Linked DNA regions of Homo sapiens: region 1 is linked to region 2. Evidence: read pairs that join two places in POLR2A ChIA-PET (ENCODE). Cell type or tissue: K562. All regions are shown on one strand. Each heading gives the region's core, and the rest is flanking DNA. Links, peaks and the distances in the headings are about the cores only.

What was found. Peaks named below come from ENCODE experiments on the same cell type or tissue, not always from the same donor. Only the 100,000 strongest peaks of a DNase experiment are listed, where the experiment ranks them.
Region 1: POLR2A ChIA-PET joins it to region 2 with 6 read pairs; 2 of 35 experiments call an interaction of 5 or more read pairs at or near these places.

Annotation. Positions count from the first base shown.
Region 1 is chr4:152,271,581-152,274,489 of GRCh38, reverse strand. No RefSeq gene overlaps it. Among named protein-coding and RNA genes, the nearest start is that of FBXW7-AS1, 65 kb to the left of the region's middle. In K562, for the core only: no CTCF peak of the experiment used is centred there; no DNase peak of the experiment used is centred there; H3K27me3 peaks cover 409 bases.
Region 2 is chr4:152,982,131-152,985,039 of GRCh38, reverse strand. No RefSeq gene overlaps it. Among named protein-coding and RNA genes, the nearest start is that of FHDC1, 47 kb to the right of the region's middle. In K562, for the core only: no CTCF peak of the experiment used is centred there; a DNase peak (open chromatin) is centred at 1,639; H3K27me3 peaks cover 1,837 bases.

The DNA.
Region 1 (2,909 bases), core at 233-2,732, 710 kb after region 2:
GCTGTATTAAGAAGTTCTGATTTAAGGTAACTCCAGGGATGTTGCAGCATGAGTGAGAATGATGGAGGATGTGCAATGCTAATTCTATCTGCAGTGGCTGCTTCTTCCCTAGTTTACCTAAGAGGTAAACACATCTCACCTAGGCAAGGTCTAACTTGTCTTGGAGATGACACAGTCTTAACTTGGATGAAGGAACAGTATTGCCCCTATTAGGAAAGCTTTGTTCTTGCCCTTTTCCTAACATTAGCCCCTGACATTATTGTGCTAAGAAGCATTTGGCTTTTCCTTGAATCTCCTATTGTGTTACATTACAAGAGTCACACATTGACAATCAAATGGCTCTCTCAATGGTACCCAGGAGGGATGGCACCCACTTGGATTATATTCTTTTGGATTCTCCTGATGAAAAAAGAAGGGGGAGACTTCCAGCTTATTCATAACATGTGCTTTGCTTTTGGTTTGTGAGTGAATTATTCCATGAAAGGTATAAGGGTGAACAAGGGCCTGCTTACCACATTATGGAACACCAGAACTCATGGGTAACACATGAGGTTTCACTGAGGTGCACTTAGGATAAATGGAAGGAAATGCCACATCATTCAGCAAAAAATAAACTTTTCAAATTCTTGCCCCAAGGGGCAGAAAAAATTAAAATTATAAATCACCTTCAAAAAGATTATGTTTGTATATAGTTATGATTTTTTTTAACCTGGAAAACCCAAAGGAATTAACTAAAAAGCAATTAGAATTAATAAAGTCATTTCATACAAAATCCAGGTAAAATAAAGCATTACAAAAGTCAATAGTATCCCTGTGTACTTGGATTATTCAGTTAGGAAAAATATAAGAGACAAACAAGCAAAAGTGTCAGGCCTGGCACTGCCTTTGTTCTCCTACCTATTACTCAGATGAAACTGGAGACACTGTGTCCTCAGAAAGGGCTTCCACCCACAGACTTCTTGGACTGCTGAGGGCCCCTCAGGGTATGTTTTCCAGAGAAGCCCATACTTAACTTGTTCGTTGGAATGACCAATTACTGCTTAAGTTTGTATCTTCCCTATTAACCTGAAGGCAAAGACAGAAGGCATATTTCTCATGACTACTAAATTCCTTGTTGAATGAATTAAATAATTAACAGAGCATTATCTAGAAAAACCTCTCTCTAGAGAAATGTGTGTGCCCTATATGAAGAAAAAGTACAGACTTTTTTTTTTTTTTTTTTTTTTGAGACGGAGTCTTGCTCTGTCGCCCAGGCTGGAGTGCAGTGGCGCGATCTCGGCTCACTGCAAGCTCCGCCTCCCGGGTTCACGCCATTCTCCTGCGTCAGCCTCCGGAGTAATTGGGACTACAGGCGCCCACCACCACGCCCGGCTGATTTTTTATATTTTTAGTAGAGACGGGGTTTCACTGTTTTAGCCAGGATGGTCTCGATCTCCTGACCTCGTGATCCGCCCGCCTCAGCCTCCCAAAGTGCTGGGATTACAGGCGTGAGCCACCGTGCTGGGCCAAAAATTACAGACTTTATAAAAGGGAAAAGAAAACCTGAGGAGTAGTGGCCAGGCACCTTGCCCTTAGATCAGACAACTGGGTGTTGAAAAGTTGTTCATTCTGCCCAGATTGATGTATAGACTTGATGCCACGGCAACTAAACTCCTTACAGAAATATTGGGGAAGATATTATAAAATGATTCTGGAAGGAAAAGACCATAAAAGAAAATTCTGGGAAACTAAACTGTGAGTTTCCTATGGGTAGGGCATCTTTTTTCCCTTTAGCTCTAAGTAGGCTCTCACACACAGCTCTGTGTAGCATAGAAACCCCTGCCCATGCCTGCTGTCGCCAAGGGGCAGGCCCTCAAGGGTGGTAGAAAAAAACCAGCAGGAAGTCCCAGGGCAAACCAATCTCTGTTCTTACATTCCAGAAAGGAGTGAGAGCTCAGTGTAGACAGGACCAGGTAAGTTCACGAATGCTGTTTTGGAGTTTGGCTCTCACATGGCTGCTGGGAAGAAACATACAGAGTCTGGGACCTGGACAGGAGGCAACTGGAGCCTGCAGAGTTCTGTGCAGGCCACTCTGTGCTCTCCCATGCCCTTCCCCTAAAGGGGGAAGCTGGAGACACTGTGTCCTTAGAAAGGGCTTCCACCCACAGACTCCCTGGACTGCTGAGGGCCCCTCAGCACTTCTCTGACAGGGTCTTGGTTCCACTATTGTCTTGCCCCTGCTTATTATTATTTATTTATTTAGAGATGGAGTCTCACTCTGTTGCCAGGCTGGAGTGCAGTGGCGTGATCTCGGCTCAGTGCAACCTCAGCCTCCCAGGTTCAAGCAATTCTCCTGCCTCAGCCTCCCGTGTAGCTGGGATTACAGGTGCACACCACCATGCCCGGCTAATTTTTGTATGTTTTTAAGTAGAGTCGGGGTTTCACCATGTAGCCAGGCTGGTCTCAAACTCCTGACCTTGTGATCCGCCCACTTCGGCCTCCCAAAGTACTAGGATTACAGGTATGAGCCACTGCACCCAGCCCCCTGCGTATTATTTCCCTGATCATCGTCTCATTACAGAACATGCAGGGGCAACCTCTCCGGTAGGGGTGTTTCTGTGCCTCGGTTCTCTGGGATCTCTCCAGGAGGGGCTTGCTGACATCTGCAGCTCTTCCAGGCTTCTTGCCCAGCAGCATCTGTAAATCAAGCCCACTTCACTGTGACTGGGGACTCCCCATCTCCCTTCAGTGCGTCTCACTCCTTTGGTTTAGCGGTGGTTTTCAGTACAACGAGTCAAGAAGAACAAAATCATAGGAAGCATTATCAAATCAAGCATTTACATATCTCATACTTGAACCAAAACTCAAGCAATGACATTGTGCTCCTTCCCCTCAAACTTCATTAAATCAAATTCAACCTAACTGCCTAT
Region 2 (2,909 bases), core at 318-2,817:
TGCAGTGAGCCAATATTGTGCCACTGCACTCCAGCCTGGGAGACAGAGTGAGACACTGTCTCAAAAACAAAACAAAACAAAACAAAACACTTTTGATGTGATGATGATGATGATGATGATGATAACCAGGAAGCCTCTTCTCATGGCATGCTAAGGTGCAGCTGGCCTTCCCAGGAGGTGACCCCCATGAGGGACAAGTGGCCTTCAGGGCCTACTTGATCAGCCCAGCAACTGAGTTTGGGGCAGTCATTTCACAAGTTCAAGTATCCCAGTGGAAGGGGCTTTGAGGCCTCCAGCCCAGGGAGGTAGGTAGATGTGCAGCTTTGGCATGAACTCATCCTGACCCTGAGGATTTATCTCTGTTGTGTTTTGGAACAACACAGAATAAGATTAATAACACCACTAGGTTCTTATTAGCCTTTTTTAAGCTTAAATGGTCTTGGCAGCCTCAGTTGCTCACCGTGAAGCATGGTGCCCACACTCTGACTGCCTGGTCATTCTCCTCGTCTTACTCCAGCTCATCAAGGTTCCTCCTGAAAGGGAGGTTCCAGGGCTGAGGACAGTGTCCAGTGACCAGGTGGGCCTCATTCTGGTGCTATCGTTCCAGGAACATTGCCAATGCTAGCCACACGGAACCACTGGTTCACAAGTTCCCCCTTCACAACTCCTGGAAGGAATTCCTCCCTGACAAGTGGGAATGATGTTTGACAAGTGGGAATGATATTTGACAAATGGGAATGACGTTTCACCTCCTGCTTGGTCACTAGGACAGCAGGAATGTGGTGAGTAACTGTGTGCAAAGCCACGAGCTTCTTGGAAGACAAGCTCCAGCCAGAGTTCAACCCATTGTGAGCTGGTTGAGAAAAGCAGGGGCTTGAGAAAGAGCTGAGAACAATTAGACACTTTACCCCGCTGCTTATCTAGTGACTCCAGTTCTATTGTATTGGAGTCGATCTTGAACTTGGGAGTAGGAGGCCCTGTGGGGGTGGGGAAGCTGTTCTGCTGCCTCTGTCTCTCAGCAGTGGTGAAGAAGCCTGCCCTGCAGGGAGCCCACCTCTTCCCTCTCCTCCCTGGGGATGAATCAGCTGGTGGGAACCTCTTGTGCCTTGGGAAAGAAGGAAATAAAGCCAATGGGAAGCTGACGGCTCCACTCAGCCATAGCTGAATGGAGGCACTGTTCTTTCTGCTGAGGCAGCTTCCAAAGCTGAATCATCATTTTCTTTTTTTTCTTTTTTTTTTTTTTAGATGGGGTCTCACTAGGTTTCCCAGGCTGGTCTCAGACTCCTGGGCTCCAAGTAGCTAGGATTACAGGCGTGTACCACTGAGCCTGGCTGAACTATCGTTTTCATTCAAATATAGCTCAAACCCTTCTTCAGCACTTGCCTAGGCTAGCAAGACCGTCCCTGAACGTAGCAAGACTGTCCAGATTCTTCCAACAACCTTGTCAGACTGATGAGCAGCCATTGACAGCACGGGAGTGGGAAAATGGTCAATTATTCTATGCTGGCCACTTTGGAAAGAATCAGGCTCAGTCCTTCTTCCGGGGAGGGTTTCCACATCCTAAAATAGGGTGGGAGCCTGTCTTGCCGCATCCCTTCTTCTGCCTGCATTCTGAGTCAGCACCCTGGAGAGCTGCATCCCACCCCCTTCCTGACCGGTGAGGTCAGGGCAGATGCCGGCCGGCCTGCCTGGCCCCAGCACAGAGCAAGAGGGAAGGAACCAAAGCTGCTAGATGGGGCTCCCAAGGCCCAAGTTGAAGTGATCCTCGTGAAGGCTGTGGAAAGCTCCAACACCCATGAAGTCCAGGGAACAGGGTTCCAAAGAATAGCTTTGCTGAAAAAATTCTTACTGGGGTACTCAGACAGGGGTGTGGCATTGTTCAGCACTTGTTAGTAAAATGCTTCACATACACTAAATTATAATCTGTCCAAAGGGCAGCTATGGCAAGATGCTAGTGAAGTGTCACTTCCAATGTTCCCCCAGGAGCCATTGTTATGGAAGCTCTAATGTTGTGTGACTGAGAGCTCCAGACTCTCGGTGGCCATGCATATGACTGCAAGTCTTTATGTTTTAAGATCTAAGTTAGACCAGCTCCCCAGACTCCTTTGAGGCAGCTCTCCTCTTAATCGGATGCTGAGCTCAGAGTAAATGCTTCTGTCTTGCTTGCTCAGAGTGAAACACACCTACATTGCCTGGACAGAGGCTCTAAGAGGGGTCCAGCATGGAGAACAGCTCATTAGCCTGCATGGGAATCGTGGAATTCTTACCAGTCTGCCTTCTTGCCTCTCTCCAGCTTAGTGGGTCTCAACAGCAGAAGGGAAAATGAATCAGTGGAAAATTGCTAAAGTGAAAATCTGGGGGCCCATCAGAAAGATTCTGGCTTGTGAGTCTGGGGTGGGACTAGGAATCACCACCCCCAAGTAATTCTGCTGTGCGCAGGAGCACTCCATGCTGTGAGTGCCACTGGATGCTCCAACACTGTCAAGTCAGGAGCACCGAGGAAAGCTCACCACCTGCAGTGAACATCCCAGCTCTCACCAAGGTGGCTCACTTCCCCAGCTACCAGCTAGCCTTGGCTCATGGGTCCACGGCCCTGGCCACACAGGTGGCCTCCCCACAGCCTCTGCCACCTTCTCATTAGTTGTCTAGCAGGCTAGGCTGAATCCAGCCTCCCTCCCAGAAAATGAAGGCAGAGGATGTGCACCCTTCTGTTGGCCCAGTGTGCTCTCTGTTAGGAAGAACAGCCAAAAGGCAATTGCAGTTATAGAAATGACCCATGTTTCCTGGAGTTGTCCTGGGAGATGGAAACCCCTGTGTCTGCCTCTGCATTCAGCCCCACCTCAAGAGCAGAGAGATCTTTTCTTCTCCAGCAGTGGAGAGTGGACACCACTCCTCCGGTCACCAGTGCC